Linked DNA regions of Homo sapiens: all the other regions are linked to region 1. A link is a contact called in ENCODE Hi-C or POLR2A ChIA-PET data. All regions are on one chromosome and are shown on one strand. Each heading gives the region's core, a stretch centred on a gene start or an enhancer-like site at or near the end of the contact. The rest is flanking DNA. Distances are from core to core; before and after follow the strand shown.

Region 1 (4,343 bases), core at 1,703-4,202:
AACGGATGAGGAAGGCTAAGTTACTTTCCTAAGGCCAGAGACAGTAAATGCAGCTTCCACGTTGGAACCCCGGTAGGGTGGCTCCAGTCCCCTGCTCTGAACCCCCCATCTCTACAGCCTACCCCATCACCCTAATAAGCCCTGCAAGTGCAGTGGTGATGCGTCTGCTCCGGCGTCAGACCAGCCCCGCCATGCCACTTGCAAGCTGTGGCATCCTGGGTTAGTCACTTGCGTCCCTCCAGCCCATTTCCTTATGTGAGCAATGTACACCCCAAACACTTGCCTCAGCCAAGACACTTGCCTGACCAGGAGGAAAGATGCGCGAGTCTCAAACAACTGCGTGACTTTCCGTCTGCGGGGGGCGGGGGTGGATTTTTGGGGAAAAGGGACGCGGAGCCCGAACACCGCGGCTCCAAGGTCTTCCCGCTCCTTTCTCGCCTGGTTTCCTCCATTCCCCCGCGGGGCGACCCTCGGTCTCCTGCCGTGTCCCCGCTCCCGCGCCCCCTGCCCCCAATTTTTCTTCCCCCCACGGGGCTGAAAAAAGGTCGTGGTCCCTTTAAGGCCCGCCCCTCCCTCTCCCAAAACTTCCCAGTGTCTGCTCTTTTCGATCCGGGACGGCCGGTCAGGCTCGCCGCCGAGCTGGTAGGGGCTGGGGGCGAGGGGTGCGGGAAGGTGACCGGGGCACTGGCGGGCGGCGCCGCGCGCGGCCGGGGGCCAGGGTCCGAGCAGCGGGGTGGGGGCGGGGCGGTGGCCGGGAGCGCGGGGGGTGCGGGTCACCAGGCCGGGCCGGCGGCCTGGAACGTGCGGCGCCGGGGAGACCGTTCCGCCGTGCTCCGGCCGTGCGCGCCGGCGCGAGGGGCGTCCGGGCCGGCCGCGGGGGCGGGGAGGGGAGGGGCCCTCTCTCTCCCCCTCCCCCCACCGCATTCCTCTGACGTTGGGACGGAGCGACCCCGCCCTTCGTCGCGACCGGCCCGGCCTCCTCCCGTCACGCGGGCCACGTGCTTCAGACGCGGCCCCGCCCCCGTCTCTGTTCCGTTGGCGTGGTCGGATCTTCCTGGTGTCCGGGGGAGCTGACCGAGGTCCCCAGCAAGGCCCCCTCCCCTAACTTTATTTCCCCTCACCGGCAGAGCCACCAGGCCTGTCCCCTCTTGTATTGCCATAAACCCCATTTTTTCTGATAGGGTCTCGCTCCGTCGCCCACGCTGGAGTGCAGGGGCGCGATCACGGCTCACTGCAACCTCGAAATCCGGGGCTCAAGCGAGCCTTCCGCCTTGGCCTCCCCAAGTGCTGGGATTACAGGTGTGAGCCACCACACACGGCCTCCATTTCAAACTTAGTTTCCACCCGGACCTCAACTCGAAATCCCCCATCAGCCGGGCAGAAAGGTCCTGGAGCACTTTTGGGGCGTCCGCCGCGTTTCTCACGACGCTAGCTTCGCTTTTATTTCTTTTCCCCCCTTTGGCGATATCGTCACTTGCCAATAGCTTCGCTAAGGTGTTCCCCCCCACACCCTGCGCGGGCAGCCCCATAATGTTAAATGCCGTAGGACGGGATCCCGGGTTAATCCCCGTTTGACCCCGCTGCCTGCGCGTGATAACTGGGGCGCGCTCCTCTCCACCCCCCAGGCTCCGCCAGTTGGGCTTCGCCGGAGTCTGGAGATACCCTCCGACATTCTCTTGGTGCAGTGCGGGTGGTCTTACCCCGCCCTTGAGGAAGAAAGGCCCGACGCAGGCACAGATCACAAGAACGCCTCCCCTGTGCAGGGGGCTTGCACTGTGCCAGGTGCTGTACTGGGCGCTTGGTAGGTGGCCACCCTCTCCAGGGTCGGGGCCAGGACCTCCTGTGGTGCTCAGAGGGGTCGAGCTGTCAGGTGAAAACCACTGGCCCGAGTTATGGCTTTGAAGGGAATCCTGGGGGTCTGGGATGGCAGGGACCTGTTAATTTAGATCGCACGGACAAGATGACTTGGCCCTTAGCTCCTGCAGGAGGGGTAGTGGACTATTGCAGGTGGAAGGGACTGCATGGGCACACATGGAGAGTGCGCGGAAGAGCCTTCTCCCAAGGGAAACTGAAAGGGGTTGCGGCTGAATTTAGAACTGGACAGGGTCCGAAGACAGTCGGCAGCAGCGAGTGGTTTTCTACTGAGGAAAAGGCTCAGATTTGGGATTTTAACAATTCCTCCTAGAGGTAGAAATGAACACGGTATAGTGATGGCGACAGAGATACCCTGGGAGTTCCTGTCAATCTTGGTCTAGCCTTCCGGCGCACACACAGCGGTCGCTCCATAAGGGGGCCCCGCCTCTGGGCGGTGCCTGAAAGCGTATTTGCGCATGCGTTCTCGCCTTCGCTCGTTTCGTATACTGCACCAAAGAGCGCCTACCCTGGGGCGGGGCTCCCCATTTCATCCAATCAGAGCGTATCAACAGTCCTACCATCTGGTGAGAGGGTGCGCTCCACTCTCCATTGACCAATCAGTGGAGACGCAGAAGAATGGGCATCTGTAACCACCACTGGAGAGAGACCAAAAAAGGGCGGGGCTTCCTTGTCTCCTTGCGAAGTGGCGCGGGAAGGTCGTCATTGTGACTGGTGCTGACGGATTAGCGAGGAGACCAATGAAAGTGGGAGGGAGGCGGAGATTCTTGGGAGGTTTAGAGCGCCGTTCCTATCAGGTGCTTTTAGGGAGGCCAGCAGCGCCAGAAATCCGACCTATCAAATTGGATTTTATTTTAAGGCGGCGGGGTCGACGGAAAGACTGGCAGAAAGCGACCACCTATAAGGAGTGTCTCAGACAAACAAGGGCGGGCCCTCCTGCAGAACGGCGTGGGCAATGTCCAATAAGCGCGCAAGGCGTGTGGCGGCCTACCCTCCCCCCGCGGCGGGACCAGTGGCTCCCCCTATCGGGTGGGGGCGGCGGGTGACGGGCGTGTCCCTCCCCCAATGAGAGGCGGGGGGAGGCGGGTTCTGCGCCGCCATGTCGCGGAGGCTGCTGCCCCGGGCGGAGAAGCGGCGTCGGCGGCTGGAGCAGAGGCAGCAGCCGGACGAGCAGCGGAGGCGGTCGGGAGCGATGGTGAAGATGGCGGCGGCGGGCGGCGGAGGCGGCGGTGGCCGCTACTACGGCGGCGGCAGTGAGGGCGGCCGGGCCCCTAAGCGGCTCAAGACTGACAACGCCGGCGACCAGCACGGAGGCGGCGGCGGTGGCGGTGGAGGAGCCGGGGCGGCGGGCGGCGGCGGCGGTGGGGTGAGGCCAGGGCCCTAGGCGCTGGGAAGGCCGGGAACTGGGGGACAATTTCCCAGCTTGAGGGCATTTTATTTTTTGAGGGGGGCCTCTGCGCACGCGCCCAGGCCATCGCGTCGTTGACGGTGTGGGGGAGGGGCGGCCGTTGGGCAAACGGCGGGGTTTGCGCGAGGACAGGCGCCTGCGCGTGCGCGGGGTCCGGAGCGGGGTGTGGGGGAGCGCAGAGGAAGTAGCTCGTGAGGCGAATGGCCCAGTGCGCAGGCGCCGCGGGCTGGCGTGTGGGGGCCGGGCACGCGGCCCGGCCGGTTTTTTTCCCCTTTATCATTTTCTTCGCTGGCTCCATGCGCAGGCGCAGTGTTCCCGCCCGGCCTCGTGGGCGGTTAGGGGAGCGCCTGGTGAGCGGGAACGGGTGGGCGGCGGCCTTGTTCTCTAGAGTGGGGAATTCCGTCTGATGGCAGCTTAATCTCTAAGGCCCAGCCTTGTGTCTATACAGAAATGGATGTGTTTGAGCCTAGATGCTCTCATTTTTGTAGGCATTGAAAATGGGAAGAGGACTTGTGAAATGCACTTTTAGCCTTTTAGGAGTTGAGCGAAGCCTTGAAACCATCACAAGTTTGCTTACAGTTTCCGGGGATTCACTGGGTACCGAGGATTTGATAAACCAAACTATTTCCTGGCCATGTTGGAAGCATTTCGACCCCCTGTAATCAGTCCCTCCGAAAACACCAGTCGTTGCTTTTGGAGTGGGGCCCAGTCCCCACTCTTTCCAAAATCTTGAAGTCTTACAGGGCCGCCTATTTGCAGGGTTTTCCAGGGTTTAGGGGTTACGAGTTGCTAGCGTTTTAATCTTGGCCTTGTCCCACACATTTTAAAGACATCTTAATTGAAAATCCTTAACGCTTCCTGAGGTTGGGGGAGATACTGGGATTCCCGATTTACAAAGGAGGAAATGGGCCAGGAGAGAGATGAGATGAGGTGAATTACTGTAGGTGGCACAGCTAGTGAGGGGCAGGGCTGGAGTTAGAACTCCCATTTGTGGGAGCTGCTAACCTGGCGGGAGTGCCTCACCCTGTGGTTCGCGTGGATCGCTCCTGAAATAGAATCCAAT
Region 2 (4,239 bases), core at 275-2,774, 2.4 Mb before region 1:
CAACAGGTTTCTTTCTCTTTGCTCCCTACGGCCTCCCCCCTCCCCATATTCGCTAAGCCAGATACGTACTCCTGTGCTGGACACAGGATCCTCTGTCTCCCGCCACATATTTCATCCACTTGGAATGTTACCAACTCATCTGCCCCCATCCCACCCCCAGCTACCCTCTGTTCTCCAAAAACCCCACAGTTAGCTCCAGACCAGTCAGCAGCAGCCTCAAGAGTTATTTGCCCTCAGTTTTCTTAGCTCTAGACCCCCAGATCCTTTGTCCAGGAAAGCATCCTCTCCCCCGCCAGCCTCTGGACACCAGGGCTCCCTATACCTCTTCTAGAAGCCAACCAGAAAGTCCCCAGATCTCCCAGCACCTAATGTCCAGGCTGTGCCTGCTTCAAGGGTGGCCTTCCAGCCCCGGAAGAGAGATGGGGGTGCCCCCTAGTTCAATCTCCCGCAGCCCCTAAATGCTCACTAGCCAAACTCCAAAGCACTGAGTCCATTAGGACCCTCCCCAGCCACAGACACCAGCGCCTCCACCTCTCCCACCCACCCCCGTACCCAAATAGGAGAACGCCCAGGATCGCATCCAGCGGCATATTCCAGGATCCTCCTTCCTCAGAACTCTCGCAGCCCCGCACACCTGGACATTCCTTCCCCACCCTGGAAACACGGCTCCCCACCCCCCAGCCCACACGCTGGGCTAGCACGACCGCCAAGCCCACGGAGCTCCGTACCCTAGGATCCCCATTTTCGAGACCCTCCCCAACCCAAACGGAAAACCTCTTGTTCTTCCGACTCTCTTCGGCTCCAGAAAGCAGTTTCCGGTCTCCGATCCCTACGGTACGGAATCCTCCCCGCCACCCCCGTCCCTCACCTCCGAAACCCAGAGGCCCCTCCCCCAGTGTCCCCCCTGCACTGAGTGTCAGGATCCACCCTCCGGTCGTGCTGGGGCCCTGGTCCCCAGATCCTTTTCGGCGGCGGGTAGCGGGATCCCCCGATCCTCAGGTCGTCTCCCCGACCTCAGGCGCTGGACTCCCGCGTCCCACAGCCCTTTCCTCGGCCCAGGCTCCGGGCTCCCCGGCCCCCGCCCCGCGCACTCTCACAATGTCCGTCCGGCCCCGAGTAGCCGCCGGGCTCCGCGTGCGGCTGCAGCCCGGGCGGCGGTGGCTGCGCGGTCCCCTCCAGCTCGGAGCCCCCCTCGGTCTCGACCTCCTCGTTGATGTGCCCGGGTCGCCCCGGTTCGTCGTCGGCGTCGAGCTCCCGCTCGTCGTCAGGCTCCTCGGCCTCCAACGCCGCCTGCAGCCGCTCAGCAAGCTCGGCCTTGAGGCCTCGAGTGTCCAGGCCGCGGCGCTGCAGCTCCTCGCGAAGTTCGTTCACCTTCAGACGGCGCACATCCATGGCCCGGGCCCCCGGGGTGGCCCCCGAGCCCGGCCCGGCCTCCCAGGGCTCTGTCCCCCTTAAACCTTTCCTGTCAGGAGGCGAAGGGGGAAAGGGGGGGGGCCCACTCCAATGGCGGCAGCGGCTCAAAATGGCCGCCGCCACCGCCTCCCCCCTCACTCGTGCCTCGTCCGATGTTACATGAGTGCCAATTGGTCAGTGCGTGGGGCAACGGGCGCGGGCCCGGAAACCTAGCCAATCAGAGCGCCGTTTTCAAAACAACGGCCACGAGAAGGCCTAGGAGCTACTGGGGAGGAAGCGTTGGCCTACGTCGAAGCCGAGGCCGGAGCGGAGGGCGGGAAAAGGCAGGAGGCGGAGCGCTTGCTGATTGGGTAACTCTCGCGCGCCGGCTGCCGTAAGGTCCAATGAAAATAAGGGAGTAACAATTTGGTCCAATCAACGGTAAGATCTCAGAATGAGTGTCCCACGGCCTTTCCTGCGCAGTCCTTTCATCAAACTAAGTGTCTCTGTAACACACATTCCGATTGGTGTACATCTCCCGCCCCTTGAGGAGTCCGAGCGGGTAAAACCACTAGAACCAATCAAATGGAGGGTCGGCAGAAACCCCTCCTTCCTGTTGCCTTTAAGAAACCGGAAAGAGATGAATTCACCAGGAGCCCGCCCCTTGCCGTTAGGGCGGTTTCAAAACAATCTGCCCACCAATCGCAGTTATTGTCTTAGCTCACTAAAGCTGGTAGCGATGGCTCATTTTAGGAAAAGTTCACCAGATTGGCCGTGCTTCAGAGGACTGCCTCACAAATTTCGCTGTAGGAGGAGGTATACGAAATAGAGATTAAGTGGATACACAGTTCGTAATCTGGAAGGAACCCAGTTGCCTTTAGGAAAAGCAAAATTTTGAGTTGAGAGAGTCCCGAAGGTTTGGCTATAGAAACTAGACTAACAACGGGAGGCAAGTTGTAAAGGACACGGCCTCCCCTTCCCTTGGGTAGTCCGCGGCCGCCTTGCTCTATGGTCGGGTACCTGACGTGGAACGGGCGCTCTGCACGCGACCATAGAGCCTTCCCCTCCCGAAAGACATCCAGAAGTTCACCGACCGCTCTCCCGAATCCTCTAATCGGCTGTTCCCGTAAATCGGGCTGTCTGGCGTCTGTACCGACAAGCTCAACCCCACGGATCCGTCATTAACCTTCGCGCTCAGGAATACAAAAGCCACAGAGCTTCCCAGTGTCTAACGCTGCACCACCTGTCGCCTCTAACTCAAAACAAAACTCGAGTAAGACGCAATCGGGATACATGATGCAGACTCCCACTGCCTCCTGAGCCACACGTTAAGCCCGCAAAAGCCACACACTATCTCTACTCAGACAAAGGCACACCCCGCAGTCGTAAACAAACAGGCGTGCGTCAGATCAGACGCATCCAGTTCTTTTTTTTGTTGTTCTTTTTTTTTTTTTTTTTTTTTTGAGACGGAGTCTCGCTCTTGTTACCCTGGCTGGAGTGCAGGGCCTCTATCTCAGCTCACCGCAACCTCCGCCTCCCGTGTTCAAGCGATTCTCCTGCCTCAGCCTTCCGAGTAGCTGGGATTACAGGTCCCCGCCACCATGCCCGACTAATTTTTGTATTTTTAGTAGAGACGGGGTTTCACCATGTTGGCCAGGCTGGTCTCGAACTCCTGACCTCAAGTGATCCGCCCGCCTCGGCCTCCCAAAGTGCTGGGATTACAGGCGTGAGCCACCGCGCCCGGCCCCAATTCCGATCTGCTTTGGGTAAGGCACCCCGCTGCAGTGTAGATGTGCCCACTACGGTCCGCAGAGGCAGGCGGCATCGAATAATAAAGATAACACAGGATAGTTGCACTACAAGCGAACACTACAGCAACCCAAACACACAGCACCCACTCAGCAGCGGGACAGACACTCACGTGGGCCCAGAGGTTCCAGTCCAGACACCCCGCCCCTCGCCCACGTCCGACTTCCTCTCTCTCTCTCTCCTCCCAGCTTCCCACAATGATTTGTTCTAAAAAAGTTTGTGGCCCGGATTGAACTGTCCCCGGTTCTCAGGAGCCGCCACTGGAGGGCGTCCGGGCGCTGCCAAGGGTTTCTCCATTTGCTGCCGGCCACACCCGCGAACGCCCGCTCGCGAGTGCGTGCCAGACACGGTGGGCTGGTCTTCGCTGGAGGCCCTTTGTGGGTCCGTGATGATCGGAGGTGTTCTGTGCCTGTGTTTCTATGTCAGTCTGAACGTTCGGGGTTGTGAGTACCTGTTGTACTCTACATGTCTCTTGAGTATTTGTGTCACTTGACTCTAGGTCTGTGTCTCTTCCTATTCGTGGCGGGTATCTGCCTGAGCATGTTTGTAAATATGCTTGTGTCTGTGTAATTCTGTGTGTCTGTGTTACTCTATGCGTCTGAGTTTCAGTCTCTGTATTTGTGACCAGGTCCTCCTGGGTGTGTCCATTAATTCATGTGTCTGTTAGTTTGCGGCGGAACAGGTGTGTGTGTGTGTGTGTGTGTCTGTGATCCTGGATCTGTATGCCAGTTCCTCACTGGGGGTTTCTGAGAACCTGCATCTCTTTGCTTGTATGTCTTTTTGTCTATCTGTGTGTTCATTTCTACCCTCTCTAGTGAGGACAGAATTCCAAGACCCTACCAAGCCCTTCTTTTTTCTGATGGGGGAACTGAATTGCCAGGGAATGGGGCCACATCACAGCTAAAAGGAGACAAGAGGAGACAGAAGCTCGTTGATATACAAAGTTTTATGTGACCTGAGCCCCTCTGGAGGCACCAGAGTCCACACTCTGTACTCAGAAGGTGAGGGATTGGCTCACGGGGGCAACATGGCCCGAAA
Region 3 (4,460 bases), core at 481-2,980, 2.7 Mb after region 1:
GAGTGTGTCAGAGGAGAATTACTTGTAAACACAAAAATCTAAAATAAAGCAAAGAAGGGGAAAGGAATGAGGTAAACGTTAACACTGAGGCCGGTGAAGACTTCACTAGAATACTGACACTTTAAATTAAGACAGGAAGGAAGGGTGAGGCACGCAGGCATATGACAAAAGAACCATTCAGGCCCAGGATCCAGAGGCCGAGCTCACCTGGACTGTGCAAGGAGCAATGTGGCTGCTACAGACTGAGTGAGGTCGGGAGGGAATAAGGACAGAAAGGGGCTGGGCTTGGTGGCTCACGCCTGTAATCCCAGCACTTTAGTAGGCCAAGGTGAGCTGATCACTTGAGGTCAGGAGTTCCAGACCAGCCTGGCCAACATGGCAAAAACCCATCTCTACTAAAAATACAAAAATTAGCTGGGTGGGCACCTGTAATCCCAGCTACTCGGGAGGCTGGGGCACAAGGATCACTTGAACCCAGGAGGTGAAGGCTGCAGTGAGCCCGATAGTGCCACTGCACTCCATTCCAGGTTGGGTGACAGAGTGAGACTCTGTCTCAAAAAAAGACAGAAAGGATGTACTGAGTGGATGCACAAAGAGATCCTGTGTTCTGGTTTCTCCCAAGCTGTCCAGCCTGGTCGCTCACTGTGACCTACCTCACATTCTAGGCCTCTGTACACCCTGCTCCCTCCTTTCCACCTCTTTCTCTTAAGTCACCCTTTCCTCATCCCTCAGCTCAGACATCCCTTCCTCCAGGAAGCCCTCTCTGATTCTCCCAGGTGGAGTCAGGCACCTCTTCTTGGTGGCTCCAGTCCCCTGGGATTTCCTGATCCCAGCCCAGACCACTCTAGGCTGTCCCTGTCTAATGATGGGTCTGTCTCTCGTCAGGCTGCACTGGAGGCTCCACGAAGGCAGGACCTATCTCGGGTATGACTGAGGGCAAAGCCCAGCAAGTGTCTGTTGAATAACCAAATGAAAGGTGGGGTGGGGGAGTGTCCCAGATAGAGAGTCCTCACGTGGATGCGGCAGCCGTCATCTACAGGGTAGGAGCCCAGGAGCGCATCCTCTTGATCCAGCTTGCTGTAGAACTTGTCGTCAACTCCATACAGCTCCAGTTCCATGCAGGAAGCAGGGCTGCCCACCAGCAACTCCAGTTTACACTGTGAGGAGGAGGCAGGGTGAGAAGAAGGAGGCCACGGAGGCCCCGCCCCTTGCATCAATGACCATCGCCACGTCCCTTTTCCTCCAAAAGACCCCCCAGTCAGGACGCACGGGGCCGCAATCCAGCCCCTCGCCTCTTGCCCCCGCCCTCTGGACCGTCGGATTTTTCGCTGGACCCGGCCCTCATCTCTGCACTCTCGAGTTCTCTCCGGACCCGCCCCGCCGCGACCGGGTCCCCAGCCTCCGCAGCCTGGGATCACCTCCGGGCCCGCCCAGTCACTCCCCGGCCCCTCCCAGCCTCCCCCTTCCGGGAACCCCCCAATTTCTTCGCCCCGCCCCTCCGGACCCCGCCCCCATGGCCACACCTTGAACTCAGCGATGGTGAGGCTGCGGCTGTATCGCTTCTCGGAGCGGAAGGTGTTGAGGGAGCTGCTGATGAAAACGGTCACCGTGGGTGCCGACACCCCCGTCACCTCCATCTTGCCGCGCCCTGCGGATGCCTGCAGCGCGGTCCAGCCGCCTCACACCCGCTCCGCAGCCGCCGCCGCCGCTGCTGCTGCTGGGCTATCAGCCCCGCCTCCTGCTCCGTGCCTGACCAATCCGCGCTCTCCTGCCAGGAGCGTCCGCCAATCGCCGCCGTCCCTTCCCCACCGCCAGGAAGAGGGCTCTCCTTACTCTTGGGCCAGCCCAGCCAATCCAGAGGGGCCTTCCATAGTTCACGGTTCTTCCAATAGCGGCCCGGGAAAGGACCAGAACAGGCGGCGAAGACTGAAGCCCGGAGGTAGGAGTGGCAAGAGCTCGCCCAGTCCGCGAAGGGTAAACTCGCGCATGCGCACTGGCCTTCAACCAAGCCAAGCGCCTTGGCTTCTGTCCTGGATGCTCAGTGTTTTGCGGTTTACGATGCGCATCGTTTTCCCGGCTCTGGCACCAGATCCATACTATTCTGTAAACTGAGGCGGCGATGCCCAAAAATTGGAAGCAATTACTCTAAGATATCAAAAGATTGAAGCAAGCCATGAAACCTCTGCGCGGAGAGAGCCGAGCCCGAGGCGGCGGGGAGCCAGCACGTGTGCGCAGCTCCGCCCTCTTTTGGCGAAGCACCTAGGCCTGGCCCCTCCCGCGACCTGTAGCGCGGCGGAGCAAGCGCGGAAGGCTGGGAGGGCTGCGCGGGCTGCGCGTCGCCATGGAGCCCGACGGGACTTACGAGCCGGGCTTCGTGGGTATTCGCTTCTGCCAGGAATGGTGAGGCGGAGGGAGCGGGTGATGTTAGAAGGCGGGCGAGGAATGGCTCCAGAACTAACCCCTGGCACCTCCCCCTCCCCACAGTAACAACATGCTGTACCCCAAGGAAGACAAGGAGAACCGCATTCTGCTCTACGCGGTGAGCGCCGGGGTCTTCCCCGGCAGGTCCACCTGTTCCCAGCGTGGCCCCGCCCTGCCCCCTGCCTCTGTGATCGGACTCCCTGTTCGCCCTCCGCTGCACCTCAAGTGATCCTGACTCTCATGTCCTGCCCATCCCCAAAGAGAGTCCTGTCGTCATATCCTCCGGGATCACCCTGCCCTCTCCTCCCAATCTTGTCTGGAATCCTTCCGTGACCCCCTTTCCCCCACACTCGCCCTCTCGTAGTGCCGGAACTGTGATTACCAGCAGGAGGCCGACAACAGCTGCATCTATGTCAACAAGATCACGCACGAAGTGGAGTGAGTGGCGGGCCCTGAGCTGGGGGCGGGGGTGTTGGCTCTGGAGGCTGGGTCTGAGCGTAATTTTGCACCCCCGCGTCCCTGCAGCGAACTGACCCAGATTATCGCCGACGTGTCCCAGGACCCCACGTTGCCGCGGACCGAGGACCACCCGTGCCAAAAGTGAGCGTTCAGCTGGTACTGGGGAGGTAAAGTGAGGCTCGTCTCCTCACTGGGCGAAGGGAGGAGGGAAGGGTGTGAAGCCTCCGGTGACCGAGCCCCTACCCTCTCAGGTGCGGCCACAAGGAGGCTGTGTTCTTCCAGTCACACAGTGCGCGGGCCGAGGTAAGTGGCGCGAGGGCTTTCTAAGTATCTGGGGCTTGTTTGGTCCTTTCTGGGGGCGGGGATATCAATGTGGGTGACCCTGCGCTTCTTGGAACTCTGCCGGGCCCTTACCTATTGGTGAAGTTCTCTTGCCTGTTCTTTTGGGGTAAGGCGCTGCTGGGTCCAAATCCTTCCTAACCATGCATCATTTCTGCCAGGACGCCATGCGCCTTTACTACGTGTGCACAGCCCCACACTGCGGCCACCGCTGGACCGAGTGACCTCCTCTCTCCCCCGAGTGTAATAAACACCAGATTCCATGCGTGAGTTTTCTGTGTTTATTTGCCTCGTGGGGAGGACGCTGGCACACCGTATCAGGCTGCGCGGTGCAGGGCGCGGTGCTGTGCGTAGGTGTCGGGCCGGGAGCTGGTGAAGCCGCAGTCCTCGCACACGTGCAGCTTCTCGCGGCGCTCACGGTAAGCGTAGCTGGCCGGCTGTCCATGCACCTTAGCAAGGTGAGCTTCCAGGGAGCAGCGCTGCGTAAACGCTTTCCCGCAAGCACTGCAGCGGAAGGGCCGGATCCCTGCACAGATGGGCGCAGAGGGGAGGGCTGGACAGAGAGGGCAATGGGCTCTGGACTAAAGCGCCCCCACCCTGCTTTCCAGTGTTGAGCATTTCTGGTACCTATTCCAAGCTCTTCAGACTCTTCCGCCCATGACCCACCATCTGCTACCGTCACCCAGTGCAGACATGGGCCAGACACCTGTGTCTCCACTCTCCCTCACCAGGATGCTCCCTCCCCTGGGGGATGGAGAGGGAGGCCTTCCCTTGCCTTTCGATCTGGAGCCTGAATCGTATAACCGGCATCCGTCTGCACTCTGCATTCCGTGACAGGCCCCTATTTTGGTGCCACCTTACACCCACCCACTGGGGTCCGAGAGACATCATGTCTTGATTCTCCATACCCCACATACACAAACCATGGACACTCCACAGCCCAGCACCTCTCTCCATTTCCTTCCATCCCCACCTGGGGCCCAGCAACTTTTCCCTGTCCCTGCCACTGCTCACCAGTGTGAGTCCTCATGTGGCGCTTGAGATCGAAGGCGTCATGAAAGCCCTTGCCACAACAGCGGCACAGGTGGCGGCGCACGGGGCTGTGGCACTTGAGGTGCCTTGTCAGCATGCGCTGCAGAGGGAAGGCCTTAGGGCAGAGCGGGCAGCCCAGCGTCCCAGGGCCCCTGGGAGCAGAGGTCAGGTTGCCCTGTGTGGGCTGCTGGAGGGATGCAGGAGTTATT
Region 4 (4,388 bases), core at 71-2,570, 2.6 Mb after region 1:
CACAAAATCCATACAACCTGAGAACGCCTCGACTCATTAAGGAATTAAGACACCTAGGATTTAGTCCAGACTCATAGATAAACACTGCAACAATTAAGCTTTCTTCAAAAAATGAGGATAACTGTGCCTAACCTAAAACCGTTGACTCCCTCATCCTGGGCGCCGTTATATGGGATTGCTTCTCAAAGCGTACAATGCTGTTTAGTCTAGGGCTTTGCTTAACAGCCCTATTTAAGTACCCCAAAGATGGGGATTTGAATAGTCTGAAGTAGGCACCCCGAAACTAAAGTTCCTTCGAAACACTCTCGTTTAATTAAAAAAAAAAGTCACGGTGATTTGCATGCCACTCCAATTAAAAAGAAATGCTTTTATATAAAAACTCGTTTTAAAATTATTCACCACTTAGCTTTTCCACCCCTTCAATTTTCAAGTAAAAAAGACGCTCCAGGAAGATGGCACCGTTATAATTATCAGCACTTTCGACAAGGGAAGTGCAGCTCAAACGTTATACCTCAATGCTGGTCTCCTACATCTCCCTCTTAGGCACAATCACACACAATCCCGCACCCAGTTTCACATTCACTCAACAATCCCAAACATCAGGTCAAACTTTGAGGACAAACTCGGTCACACTCGCTCAAACCCGCCTCAGAGGCCCCCATCTCCGCCCCGCACGTAGGCCAGAAGCTCTTACACCCACTCCCTGCCCTCGCGCCGCGCCCCTAAAGATCAGGAATCCTCCCCTTTAACCTCCCCGGTCCGACCGACCCGAGACGCCCAGATCCCACCTCCTACTTTCGCGCCACGTGGACCCAGGGGCCGTACTGACCCGCGGACAAAGACCAAAATGTCCACTCGGTGCGCTGCGCTTGCGCACTCGGAGAGCGAGGAAGCACTCCCAGAAGTCTCCGCGACGCGGCCCGCCTCGGTCACCGCGGCCAGGCCCAGGCTGGTACTGAATTACCTTCTATTACCAGCAACGTCGCTTCTCAGGCCTTGGACTACATTTCCCTTGAGGCTTTACTGGTCGACTCTCTGTCTCCTCCCCTCCCCCCGCGAACTTGGCCGCCTCCTTCTGTGACGATGGAGCTCTTGAGGTAAGTAGTCCTTTAGCGTCAGATGACTTCAAGCTTGCTGGAAGGTCTGGAGTGGCGACGCCCTCTCCGAAGACTCGTGGGCGCAAAAATGTCAAAACGAGCCAGGCCCCGACTCAGAGATAAGAGAACGCCATTCTGTCCGTGGCCGATCTAGCTCTGGACTACAATTCCCAGAGCCCACAGCGGCCTGACGTTACGTCGTTCTTGACGTCGTGGCGAGCTAGTTAGCTCCGCAAGGACCCGGACGCGACCAGGGGAGGCAGAAGGTGAGGGGTCTGGGAGTCCTGGGCGGGGCCGGGGCGTGTCCGGAGCCTCGAATCTGTGCGCGCAGGCGGGAGCTGGCTGCGGATGCGCCGTTCTGAATGTGTCTTTGTGGCTGTGTGGCTGGGTGTGGGTGTCTGCAACTGTGCACGTGTAACCGCCTGTCTCCAGGGTGTCTGGTGGTTTTTGTGTAACCATGTGTGATAGAGAGTATCGGGGTGCAGGGTCCTTGTGACCGGGGGTGATACTGCGTGTGTCCCCGTTGTATATGTGGCCTGTTCGCCCTGTTCCTGGGGTGTGAGTACAGTTGTGACTGTGTGACCACTGCGGGTGTGCGGTTGTGATTCATGTCTCCAAGGTGTGTGCGTGGTTTTGGTTGTGTGACACTGTGGCCGTGTGCAATTGCCTGTGCCTGTGACTGTGTGGTGACGCCGCTTGTGTATTCCTGTATCCCTTGGTGTGTGTGTTTGTGTGTATGTGTGTGGTGCTGTGTATGCGGGAGTGGGGTGCCACTGCTTGTGTGGGTTGCTTGTGTGAGTGTGACTGTGTGTATGTCCACAGTGAAAGTTCAGTTGTGACTGGGTGCCGTAAAGTACCAGTGATGGCGTGTGTCCCCTGAGTGGGTGTGTGACTGTGACTATATGAGGCATTTGTGGGTGTTGGTGTGTGGGGCTTGTGACTATACGGGAGTAACTGTATCACAGTGGAGAGTAGATTGTGTGACTGGGTGTGTCTTAGCGGGTGTGTGATTGTGACTGGAAAGATATTGTGACTGGAAAGGTATAGAGGTGTCTGTGATTGTGTCCTGTGTCTCAGGAGTGGATGTAGGGCCGGGTGTGGTGGCTCACATCAGCCCTTTGGGAGGCCGAGGTGGGAGGATCACTTGAGCCCAGGAGTTCGAGACCAGCCTGGCCTGTACAAAAAAAAAAAAAAAAAATTAATGGCTGGCACGGTGGCTCACACCTGTAATCCCAGCACTTTGGGAGGCCGAGGCGGGTGGATCACCTGAGGTCAGGAGTTCTAGACCAGCCTGGCCAACACGATAAAACCCTGTCTCTACTAAAAATACAAAAATTAGCTGGGCGTGGTGGCAGGTGCCTGTAATCCCAGCTGCTCAGGGGGCTGAGGCAGGAGAATCGCTTGAACCCAGGAGGCAGAGGTTGCAGTGAGCCGAGATCGCGCCATCGCACTCCAGCCTGGGGGACAAGAGCGAGACTTCGTCTCAAAAACAAACAAACAAAAAATTAAAAATTATCTGAGTGTGGTGGCCCACACCTGTGGTCCCAGCTACCCGGGAAGCTGAGGTGGGAGGATCTCGAGCTTGAGAGGTCAAGGCTGCAGTGAGCCGTGTTTGAACCACTGCATTCCAGTCTAGGTGACAGAGCGAGACCCTGTCTCAAAAAAATAAAAGAGTGGATGTGTGGTTATGTTTGTGTGACACTGACTGTATGTGCAGCACCAAGTGTGCCAGTGACTCTAGTGCTTGACCCATGCAGAACCTTTGAAGTTAGGACAGATTCTGGCCCTGGACAGGAGTGACCTCAGCCTTCTGAGTGACACTGGATTTAGGCAGATGCCTGGTGTTCTGTGACCACACTTCCCTATATGGTAGGTAAGGAGGATGGTGGTTCAAAAATGACCTGGTTGTTCATGATTCCTTGCTCTTAACCCTTCTCCAAGAAAGGTGCCAAGTTCAAGTACATCAGGTTTTATTCTTATTTCTCTGAAATCCTTCTTGTTTTTCAGGACATGCTTTTCTTTCCTTCTTCTGAAACTTCAGAACCACCCCACCACCACCCTCACCCCTACCAAAGTAACCTGGTCTCCAGTATTTGCCATAGGAGTAATTTACTGCGTGCCTTGGAGATGGACTGAAAGGCCTATATCCTCCCTGCTCCCTGCATACCTAATGTTCTTTTAAATTTTTTTCTTTACTTTTCATTTTGAATTTAAGACTTTAAAATGTAGCAACAATAGAATTCCCATTTGCTCTTTTTTTTTTTTTGAGACGGAGTCCTGCTCTGTCACCCATGCTGGAGTGCAGTGCTGTGATCTCAGCTCACTGCAACCTCCACCTCGCAGGCTCAAGCGATTCTCCTGCGTCAGCCTCCTGAGAAGCTGAGATTACAGACAAATGCCATCGTGCCCAGCTGATTTTTTGTAATTTTAGTAGAGACGGGGGGAGGGGGGTTTCACCATGTTGGCCAGACTGGTCTCGAACTCCTGGCCTCAAGTGATCCTCCTCCCTCAGCATCCCAAAGTGCTGGGTTAGAGATGTGAACCACCATGTCTGGTCTCCATTTTCCTTTTTGTAACTCCTTTGACACGCCTAGCCAATTTTTTGTATTTTTAGTAGAGACAGGGTTTCACCATGTTGGCCATTTGTTTTGTAGAGTCTGCAGTGTAGAATGTTCCTCTCTTTGGAATTGTCTGATATTTCCTGTTGATTAAATTCAGATTCTGCCTTTGGGGCAAGAATACTCCGAAAGCGATGTACCCTTCTCGGCGCATCATGCCAGGGACCCACGAGGTCAATTCGTTACACTATGAGTGGTATTAATTTTAACCGCTTGGTTAAGACGGTGATTGCCAGATTTCTCTGCTGCAAAGTCACTGTTTTTCCCATTATAATTGATACATGTCTTGTGAAGAAATACTTTAAGCCTATGTGAATATCCCGTTTCTTATCCTCCTTTCATCTATTAGTCTTATCCGTTGATGACGCTTGCCTGAAAAAGTTGTTACCAGCTATTTGTCAAATGGTGGGGTTTTGGGGTTTGTTTCCATCATCACTTCTATGTTTATTTTTTCTTCTTTTTTTTTTTGTTTTTTTTGAGACAGAGTCTTGCTCTGTCACCCAGGCTGGAGTGCAGTGGCGCGAGCTCGGCTCACTGCAAGCTCCGCCTCCCTGGTTCATGCGATTCTCCTGCCTCAGCCTCCCGAGTAGTTGGGACTACAGGTGCCTGCCACCGCGCCTGGCTAATTTTTTGTATTTTTAGTAGAGATGGGGTTTCACCGTGTTAGCCAGGA
Region 5 (4,477 bases), core at 189-2,688, 2.9 Mb after region 1:
CAGGATTCTGCCCCTATCACAACACACACTGAATGGGGGAAGAGGAGGAACTTTGCCAGGGAAATGGAGAAAGAGGGAGGGGACCCCTGAGAGCATGGCATCTTGAAAGCAGGGGAGAGGCCACCGCAGTGGCTCATGCCTGTAATCCCAGCACTTTGGGAGGCCAAGGTGGGGGGATCACCTGAGATCAGGAGTTCAAGCCAATATGGTGAAACCCCGTCTCTACAAAAATACAAAAATTACCCGGGCATGGTGTCAGGCTCCTGTAATCCCAGCTACTTGGGAGACTGAGGCAAGTGGAGGTTGCAGTGAGCCGAGATCTCACCACTTTGCCACTGCACTCCAGCCTGGGCGACAGAATGAGACCCTCTCTCTAACAATAAAAATGTAATAATAAAATAAAATAGAAAAGCAAGCAAGCAGGGGAGAAATAGGGCCAACATGGTCAGTGCTGTGAAAGGTCACCAAGTGAAACTGAGAGTGGCCTCCCACTGGAATGCCAGCTCCAGGGCTGGGAATTCCTGCCTGCTTAGTTCACAATACACAGCAAAATGCCTCCTCTGCTGCAATAAATTATTTTAAATGATGAATGAGTAAATGAAACCAGACCTCTAAAAAGGGTGATGTAGGGGAGAGGGAGAAATTGAGCCACACCCTATACCCTTACCCACAGACCCTTCCTCTGGGAGTCTAGACCCCCAGTCCTGCCTCCCTCTGGACCCAGTAATATTCTCCCTGCCCCCACCCCATCTCCATCCCCACTCCTACCCCTACCCCCATGGGCAGGACCCAGGAGACAAAGCCTCCAGCACCCCCTTAGACACAGACCCAGAAATCCAGGCCCCAGCCAGGCACCATGGCTCAAGCCTGTAATCCCAGCACTTTGGGAGGCCAAGGCAGGCGGGTCACCTGAGGCCAGGAGTTCGAGACCAGCCTGGCCAACACGGTGAAACCCCATCTCTCCTAAAAATACAAAAATTAGCCAGGCATGGTGTCCAGCACCTGTAGTGTCAGCTACTCGGGAGGCTGAGGCAGGAGAATCGCTTTAATTCAGGAGGCGGAGTTTGCAGAGATCGCACCATTGCACTCCAGCCTGGGCGACAGAGACTCCTTCTCAAAAACAACAACAAAAAAAAAAAAAAAAAAAAAAGAAAAGAAAAAAAAGAAAAAGAAAAGAAAAGAAATCCAGGCCCCCCGGTTTCTCCCTCCTCTTGGAGCCCGGTGCCCTAGGCTCCTTCAGAGCAAAGATCTGGACCCCAGCTCCCTCCTTCCCGGGGGGACTGAGTAGTCCGCCTCCCAAGTCCGCCGCGCCCATTCAGGGACTGCGTTCGCCGGAGCGCGACCCGGGGACTCCCAGGCCTGTGGGCGGGCCCTGCCCAGGACTGGGCGGTGCCATAACCCCTAGTTTAAAAACTCGCGGGTACCGGACCCAAGATCGGGGACCCGGCGGCGGCTCCGCGGGGGAAACAGCGAGGCTGGCGCAGCGCCGAGGCCGCGGCCCTGGGGGCCCGCAATCCACGCCACGGAATCCCCGAGGTAATGGGCGCGGGCAGGACGCGTTCGGCCCCCTAAGAGAGTGAGGGACTGAGGATCGAAAGACTCCCGAGGCCCTGAGGGACGGAGCTGAAGCGTCAGTCCTTTATCCCGAGAGTGAGGGCCCTAGGTGTTTGGAGGAGGAGGGGATCGTGGATCGTGACAGAGGGGCGGCTGGGATCCCAGACTTCTGGGTCCTGGGGGTGCAGGGGCCTGGGGATCCAGGATCGCAGGGCCCCGAGGGTGCAAGGGCTGGGAGGCTTGGGAGGCTGGATCTCTGGGTCCTTGGAGGTGCTAGGGGTTGCTGGCAACCGAGACTCCTACCCCTAGAAGCAGGGACTAGGCTGAGTGCGGGGGGGGGGGGGGGGGGCGTGGTTGCTTAAAATCGGCGTGGGTCTCGGTGGGGAAGGGTCCGGAGCCTGGCCTCAGGGTCTACGCTGGCGGTGACCCTGCCTCTGCCCCGCCCTGGGATTTCCGGATGGCCACCCGTGCGGGGCTGAGCAGGAATTCCCCTTGCGCGGGGATTCCACGAGCGCCACGATCGGCCGCGCGCCCCGCCTCGGAGCAGGACACCTGGGGCACAGGACTTGGGGGGAAGGGGAGGATGGAAGATTCCCTTGCGTGAGCGCCGTGGCGTCAGCGCGCCGCGTCGGGGCTGTTTCCGAGCCACCTCCTCCCGCCCCCGCCCCGCGCAATCCCCACTTAACCCTTCCTCCGCCGGAACCCAGGCTCGGAAGGGTGAGGGTTCTGTCTTTCTGAGTCGTGGGAAGGAGTTTGGGAACTGGGGCTCCCAGGTCCTAGAGAGGAAGGAACTGAGGGTCCAGATTCCTGGGGCCTGAAAAAGAGACTGTATGGATGGGCCTTTTTTTTTTTTTTTTTTTTTTTTTAATGGAGTCTCTCTCTGTCGCCCAGGCTGGAGTGCAGTAGCGCGATCTCCGCTTACTGCAACCTCAACCTCCGCCTCCCGGGTTCAAGTGTTTCCCCTGCCTCACCTGGGATATACAGCCGCCTGCCACCACGCCCGGCTAATTTTTATATTTTTAGTAGAGACGGGGTTTCACCATGTTGGCCACCTGACCTCAGGTGATCCGCCCCCCTTGGCCTCTCAAAGTGTTGGGATTACAGGCGTGAGCCACCGCTCCCGGCCCGGGGTGAGGCCTTTGACTTCTCGAGGAGGGGCGCTGGGGACTCCTGATTTCCGGGTCAGGTTCTAGGGAAAAAAATGTTGGGAACCTGGATGTGAGTCTAGGGAGTGACGCCTGGCGCCGGCCCCCCACCAACCCGCTGACTTCAAAACTTGGATATCTGGGGGTGGAATTTTTTTACGGAAGTGGGGTGGTTGCTGCAGAGGGGTGCCCTCCTCCCCCTTCCTCACTTTCCGCGACGGTGGTGGAAAGTTGGGTCAGAGGGAAAGTGCGGAGCAAAAGGAAGGAAACGGCGGAGGCGGATGCCCCACCCCAAATCTTCTAATGGCTTTGGAGGAGTCAGGCGGCATCTATGTGCCAGTTTTTCCGCGCGGGAGGGCGAGGAGGGTGCCCAAACCCACTCCCCGCGCGCCACCCCCGCGGCATTTAGGTGACTTAAGGACCCTTGATGACTTCCCCCTCTCCTCTCCCGCACAGTGAGCAGGGGTGAGCGCAGCCACTGCCCAACGCAAACCGTGAAGAAGCTTCTGGAAGAGCAGAGGCGCCGCCAGCAGCAGCAGCCCGACGCTGGCGGGGTGCAGGTGAGGCCAGGGAGCCACAGCTCTCCGGAGGCCCCGTGCTGTCCCGTAGGGACTCAGCGGCTTGCCGGGCCCTCGGGGCTGATGAGAGGGGTGGTCCTGACCGAAATGTCTTATAGATCCGAGACAGACCCGGAGGAATCTGCCAGATAAAGTCACCTGGGTTCCTTTTTGCTTTTGTCTCTACAGGGACAATTTCTCCCTCCCCCAGAGCAGCCCCTGACCCCATCTGTGAATGAGGCTGTGACTGGTAAGTTCTCTCAGCTCCCGGCCTCCCCATCCCCCTTCCCTAAGGGACTCAGACATCGCAGCTCTCAGAACTTTGGGACACCTGGGAGTCAGGCCCTCATTCTTCCCTTTTTTTTTTTTTTCTGAGACAGGATCTCACTCTGTTGCCCTGGCACTGGAGTGCAGTGGCGCTATCTGGCTCACTGCAGCCTCAACCTTCTGGGCTCAAGTGATCCTCCCGCCTCAGCCTCCCAAGTAGCTGGGACCACAGGCGATGCCACCTTGCTTGGCTAATTTTTTAAATTTTTGTAGAAACGGGGTCTGGCTATGTTGCCTAGGCTGGTAGGCCCTCATTCTTGCTGGAACTCAGTAGCAGTCTGATTTCCTAGGTTCTCTTGAGTCCAGTAGTCTATGCACATAGTCCTACGGAGCCCCAGGGCCCAGGCTCAGCCTTTTTAGTGCCCCAGGAGTCCAGGCCCTCAATTCCTCAGTGTCCCAGGAATCCAGGTCCCGGGAGCTTGGTGTCCCAGAAGTACTAACTCTCAGTACCTTGGGAGACGCCAGGCCCTCTAGCCCTGGATGTGACGTCCCCAACTCTGGTAACCAGACCTGCCCCTGCCCCTCCTCTTACACGCAGGCCACCCTCCCTTCCCAGCACACTCGGAGACTGTGGGTTCTGGACCTAGCAGCCTGGGCTTTCCAGACTGGGACCCCAACACGCATGCTGCCTACACTGACAGCCCCTACTCTTGCCCTGCTTCTGCTGCCGAAAATTTCCTGCCTCCTGACTTCTACCCACCCTCGGACCCAGGGCAGCCGTGCCCATTTCCCCAGGGCATGGAGGTGAGATACAGAGTGGGTACAGGATGCTGAAGGGCCCCTAAAAATTCGCAGTTGCACTCCTGCAGTATTCTGAGATGTCTGGAGCTCAGTTACGATTCCCTTTTCCAGGCCGGGCGTGGTGGCTCACACCTGTAATCCCAGCACTTTGGG
Region 6 (4,181 bases), core at 120-2,619, 2.5 Mb before region 1:
GGCTGGTCTCCAACTCCTGACCTGAGGTGATCTTCCTGCCTCCGCCTTCCAAAGTGCTGCGATTACAGGTGTAAGCCACCGGGCCCGGCCTTAATTTTTAAATTTTTTGTAGAGATGGGGTCTGGCTATGTTGCCAGTGCTGGTCTCAAACTCCTGGGCTCAAGTCTCACTCTGCTGCAGAGGCTGGAGTGCAGTGGTGTAATAATCTTAGGTCACTGCAATCTCAAAGGATTCGAGTGACACTCCCACCTTAGTCTCCTGAGTAGCTTGTCCTAGCTACTCCCTAGCCACCAGGCCTGGCTAATTTTTAAATGTTTATAGAGATCAGGTTTCTCTCTCTTGCCCAGGCTGGTCTCAAACTCTTGGGCTCAAGCAACTCTCCTGCCTTGGCCTCCCAAAGTGTTGGGATTACAAGCGGGAGCCACTGCACCCGGCCTTAAGACTTTTTTTAGGTTAAATTTTTTATTTTTAGAAAATTTCAAACATACACAAAAGTAGAAAGTACAACGACAATTCTCCCCCTACCTCCATATACCAATCATCTCCATCTGGCTTCCACAATTACCAATTCTTGGCCAGTGGTGTTGGAGCCACGCTTCCAATCACACCTCACCCGACGTCGGATTACTTTGAAGGTTGTGGGAAAGCACAGAAATTGAGTAAGGACTTTGAAAGGAGCCTGGCTGGATTTCGGACTTTGGGGGAAACGGGAGTTACAATGAAATGAAGGAATCGTTAGATTGGGATAAGTTTGCATGAGGCAGGTAGAAGTTTAGCCTGGAAAGGTAGGAGGATTCGTCTAGAGAGCAAGGGAAGGCTCAGCTTGGTACAGGGAAGGAGGTAATTTGAGAAGGGCTGGTCTGAGGCAATGCAGGAATTAGGCCGGGGTAGAGAGGTTTCTGTTAATTTGAGAGTTAGCCTGGTAAGGAAATGAATTAGGGACATGGAAAGGATTGGTCTGGAACTGGGAAGAGGTTAATTTCGGGGGGAAGGAATGGAGGAAAAGAAGGTCAGCCCGCGACAAGGGAGGGAATAATCTGGGCAAAGTAGTGAAGAGGACCGGTAAAGCTGAGGGGGGTGGGTGTCCCCCTAAAACGAGTCCTACTTCGCGTTCCTGGGGGAATCATTTCCTAGAGACACCGCAACCGCACCCACCCGCCGCCTGCGCGTGACCAAGATCTCACCCTTATCGGGTTCCTTCGCCGCCGTCGCCGTCGCCACGGCCTCCATCCTGATTCTCTCGGACTTTTCAACCGCCCGGCGGGCCCCGCACACTAACCTCCGGCCCACGCACGCAAGAGACACTTTCGCCTGAGAATGTTCCGGGTCCGGGTGCACCGCTGCGCCCAGGCACCGAAGTTCCGGGCCTAAGGCAGACGTTGCATTGCGCATGCGTGCCTCTCTCGGGCTCCGCCCTCCGCAGCCAGGAAGGAAAGGGGCTCCCCGGAGAGTGAGAGACCCTTAAACCTCTCCTGTCAGTCAGTAGGAACCAGAATCATTGTTCGTTTTATCACTGCTGTGACTCCAGCTCCCAGCGTGCTTAATTTTGGGATGGATGGCTAAAGGACTTTCCCCCGGAGCCTGGAGCCGTCATACGCTGAGGGTTCGTGCTCTCGTTTAGACCCCCGCTTGTCCTTTTCCTTTCTTAACTCCTTCAGGAATTCAGGAATATTACTAAGCCTTGACTCTTTTTTTTTTTTTTTTTTTTGAGACAGGGTCTCGCTTTGTCGCCTAGACGAATGCAGTGGCGCGATCACAGTTCAAGTAACCTCACATTCCTGTGCTCAAGTGATCCTCCTGCCTCAGCCTTTGGAGTACTTGGGACTACAGGCGCGCACAACCGCGCCCGGCTAATTTTTAAAATTTTTTTGTAGAGCCAGGGGTCCCACTTTGTTGCCCAGGCTAGTCCCCAACTCCTGGCCTCAAGCAATCCTCCCGCTTCAGCCTCTCAAAATGCTGGGATTACGCGCGTGAGCCACCAGCCTGGCTTACTTCCGTCATCATACCCTGTCTCTGGCTGGCATGAGATGGATAGTGAGATAGAACTTCCCATTTTGTGTTCCCAGGACCTGGAGGAAATCTACAGGTGTGAAACAAGACAACTCTGGTCCTTATTTCCCTATGGGATGGGTGGGGCTCTATTTAGGTGTTACCAGCAGAGTAGACAGACATGTCACTCAGTGGCCAGGGCTTTGATGGATCCAGAGGGCTGAGGGAGCTGTCCACCCCAGGCTGGAGGGTCAAGGAAGCCTTCTTTCTGGGAGGGTACCCTCAAGCTAAGACCTGAAGAACGAGTAGGAGCTGGGTTAAGAGGAAGGTAGGGAAGAGTCTTGAGGAGGATGGCACGTACGGACGGTTCTGGTTGCTGCAAGCACTTCACTACGGTCAGGGCATAGGAAAGGAGCTCTAACTTGAAAGCCATGATTGGGCTGTGGAGGTTTTGAGAACCTCATGAATTTTTATGCAAAATTCCATGTACCTCTGTATTCTCCAATGCAGTGGTTCATGGCATCATTTGTGGGTTCCAAAAAGGACTTATGGCTCCTCAGAACAAAATAAACACTGATTTGATATTCAAAGGGGGAGCAGAAAGAGAGGGCGCCAGCGATGTTACCAGGTGCTAGGCCATGCAGGGCCTCATAAGCCATAGTAAGTGGCTTGACCTCCTTTATTCTGAAGGGAGTGGGCATCAAGGGACTGGAGATGAGACGTGTGAGAAAAACTGGCTGAGAACAGAGGAAGAGCTTCCCCATTTGCATTCCCTTGAGGTCTGGAGTTGTGGAAGAAAGCCAAGGAGGTCCCTATTTACCAACCCAGATTCCTAGGCATTACCAGGAGAGGCCAGCAGAGGGCGCTGTAGCCCAGCATATGGACATGAAGGGAAGGGGACTTTCCAGACTAAAGGCCCTGCCACCTCCTCTCTGGCGCATTCTAGGGTCCCTTTTAGCCACCAACCTTGGTTCCTTCTCACGTTCTGATGCCCTACCCGAGATTCTGAGACTAGTCAGTTTCCCTCCCTTGTTTTTGTTGCCCATCTCCCCTTCACAAGGCTCTGAGCTCCCACCAGGGAAGATTGGGGCTGAATTGGCTTCTCCTGTGGCCCAGCATTGTCTCTCACAAGGAGCCAGGAACACAGCATGTATGAGGGAACGAAGACATAAGGTTGCTAAGGAAGGGGAAGATGGGCCATGGGGATGCAATCTGGAGTCTTTTACCCTGGCTCACTCCTCCAGGAAGCCCTCCCTGCACACCACCCCAGGCTCTCACAGCTGACCACTTGGTGCTGGCAGGTCTTTGTTCTCTCTGGAGTGGGAGCTCTGTGAGAACGGGGTCCAGGACTGCCGTGGCCATACTATGTCCCCAGCACTGTCCAGGACAGCTGAAGAACACAGCAGGTGGCTCACACACACTGGCTGAAACATGAAGCTCCTGGAATCCCCATGAGCCCCAAACACAGAACAGGCAGGAACTGTCCTCCGTGCTGCACACAGGCCAGGCCTGAGGCAGGTGGTCTGTGGATGCCCAGTGATGATGCCAAACAAACCAGCCCTGGTCTCTGCCCCATCAGTCCCACCCATCCCTCCACCTAGAGGCCTGTTCCATGTCCTTTACTCAAAAACTCCTGGAGGGATTTTAGACTGTGAGAGGTAGAGAACAAGAGAAGCACTTTAAAAATGAACTAGTGGATTTTAAACCAGGGACCCTTGTTTAAGCGTGCATTTTTAGCACCAAAATCGGGGCCAGGCACATGAATCCCTCAGTTAAGTTGTTTAATGAATGAGTAAATAATTTCCCTTTAAAGAGGCCCCCACCCCAATTAACGGCCAACTGCAGTAACACTTCAGGGTTTCAACCCTGCTTCCTTCCTGCTAGGAGGTGCCATGTCATTTATTCAAAGAAAACAAAACGAAACCAAACAAAACAGGGCAAACACATTTCTTAATAAGTGCAGTTTGTTAAAATCATGTTAAAACATATGAGTCAAGGGGAAGTAAAAATAAAGGGTATCACTGTAGGAAAAGCTTTTGGGTCTGGCACCTGGGAGACCACTGGAGAGGAGGCAGTGGGAGAAACTTCAAGTTCTGAAGGGAAGGAGCCCCCCAACCTCCCCTTCTTCCCTCTCACCCACTGAATCCCACCAGAAACTACCAAGACGCCCGGAATAAAAGGTTTCAAGTTCA

Evidence for each region. Hi-C counts contacts between places; a loop is a spot of excess contacts on that map. ChIA-PET counts read pairs that join two places held with the same protein, here RNA polymerase II (POLR2A). Pooled maps may share reads with other maps.
Region 2: a loop to region 1 is called in a pooled map, with 25 times the contacts of the local background. The contact joins the promoter of HNRNPUL1 here to the promoter of HNRNPL in region 1. A Hi-C loop is called at or near these places in 1 of 37 single-sample maps with no recorded cell type and 9 of 50 pooled maps. POLR2A ChIA-PET finds 5 or more read pairs at or near these places in 2 of 52 experiments (PC-9 and activated CD4-positive, alpha-beta T cell).
Region 3: a pooled map shows a loop between it and region 1 (19-fold over the local background). The contact joins the promoter of TBCB here to the promoter of HNRNPL in region 1. A Hi-C loop is called at or near these places in 6 of 50 pooled maps.
Region 4: a loop to region 1 is called in a map of CD8-positive, alpha-beta T cell, with 9 times the contacts of the local background. The contact joins the promoter of ZNF565 here to the promoter of HNRNPL in region 1. A Hi-C loop is called at or near these places in 1 of 168 maps with a recorded cell type or tissue (CD8-positive, alpha-beta T cell), 1 of 37 single-sample maps with no recorded cell type and 6 of 50 pooled maps. POLR2A ChIA-PET finds 5 or more read pairs at or near these places in 1 of 52 experiments (AG04449).
Region 5: a pooled map shows a loop between it and region 1 (22-fold over the local background). The contact joins the promoter of NFKBID here to the promoter of HNRNPL in region 1. A Hi-C loop is called at or near these places in 2 of 37 single-sample maps with no recorded cell type and 9 of 50 pooled maps.
Region 6: a loop to region 1 is called in a pooled map, with 7 times the contacts of the local background. The contact joins the promoter of CCDC97 here to the promoter of HNRNPL in region 1. A Hi-C loop is called at or near these places in 1 of 50 pooled maps.

What each region holds. Positions count from the first base shown.
Region 1 is chr19:38,848,595-38,852,937 of GRCh38, reverse strand. It overlaps HNRNPL (heterogeneous nuclear ribonucleoprotein L), which reads left to right and starts at 2,952. Exons shown (of 13, transcript NM_001533.3): 1 at 2,952-3,238. The coding sequence starts at 2,972. RefSeq lists enhancers at 2,175-2,244, 2,575-2,664, 2,815-3,752, 3,825-3,914, 3,753-4,343 and 1 more and silencers at 715-1,094, 2,815-3,074, 3,085-3,624.
Region 2 is chr19:41,261,657-41,265,895 of GRCh38, reverse strand. It overlaps HNRNPUL1 (heterogeneous nuclear ribonucleoprotein U like 1), which reads right to left and starts at 1,524. Exons shown (of 15, transcript NM_007040.6): 1 at 1,098-1,524. The coding sequence starts at 1,392. AXL (AXL receptor tyrosine kinase) reads right to left here. Exons shown (of 20, transcript NM_021913.5): 20 at 4,130-4,239. RefSeq lists silencers at 999-1,048, 1,069-1,138, 1,229-1,468 and enhancers at 1,474-2,012, 2,013-2,552, 2,553-3,092, 3,449-3,538, 3,569-3,618.
Region 3 is chr19:36,112,738-36,117,197 of GRCh38, reverse strand. It overlaps TBCB (tubulin folding cofactor B), which reads right to left and starts at 1,730. Exons shown (of 6, transcript NM_001281.3): 1 at 1,524-1,730; 2 at 1,014-1,157. The coding sequence starts at 1,637. It overlaps POLR2I (RNA polymerase II subunit I), which reads left to right and starts at 2,323. Exons shown (of 6, transcript NM_006233.5): 1 at 2,323-2,400; 2 at 2,485-2,539; 3 at 2,786-2,859; 4 at 2,947-3,021; 5 at 3,132-3,183; 6 at 3,381-3,489. The coding sequence starts at 2,342. The coding sequence ends at 3,443. OVOL3 (ovo like zinc finger 3) reads right to left here. Exons shown (of 4, transcript NM_001302757.2): 3 at 4,234-4,438; 4 at 3,487-3,745. The coding sequence ends at 3,537. RefSeq lists enhancers at 1,000-1,089, 2,680-2,809, 2,828-3,339 and a silencer at 1,400-1,489.
Region 4 is chr19:36,211,597-36,215,984 of GRCh38, reverse strand. ZNF565 (zinc finger protein 565) reads left to right here and starts at 1,320. Exons shown (of 5, transcript NM_152477.5): 1 at 1,320-1,363. It overlaps ZNF146 (zinc finger protein 146), which reads right to left and starts at 879. Exons shown (of 4, transcript NM_007145.3): 1 at 789-879. RefSeq lists enhancers at 636-825, 936-1,365.
Region 5 is chr19:35,897,501-35,901,977 of GRCh38, reverse strand. NFKBID (NFKB inhibitor delta) reads left to right here and starts at 1,438. Exons shown (of 12, transcript NM_139239.5): 1 at 1,438-1,536; 2 at 3,156-3,259; 3 at 3,446-3,506; 4 at 4,122-4,327. The coding sequence starts at 1,476. RefSeq lists a silencer at 1,405-1,554 and enhancers at 1,454-2,009, 1,915-2,164, 2,010-2,566, 2,579-3,150, 3,151-3,723.
Region 6 is chr19:41,307,360-41,311,540 of GRCh38, reverse strand. It overlaps CCDC97 (coiled-coil domain containing 97), which reads right to left and starts at 1,369. Exons shown (of 5, transcript NM_052848.3): 1 at 1,185-1,369. The coding sequence starts at 1,230. It overlaps LOC105372401 (a long non-coding RNA gene), which reads left to right and starts at 1,492. Exons shown (of 2, transcript XR_935968.4): 1 at 1,492-1,603; 2 at 1,716-4,002. HNRNPUL1 (heterogeneous nuclear ribonucleoprotein U like 1) reads right to left here. Exons shown (of 15, transcript NM_007040.6): 15 at 3,754-4,181. RefSeq lists enhancers at 1,034-1,323, 2,597-2,776.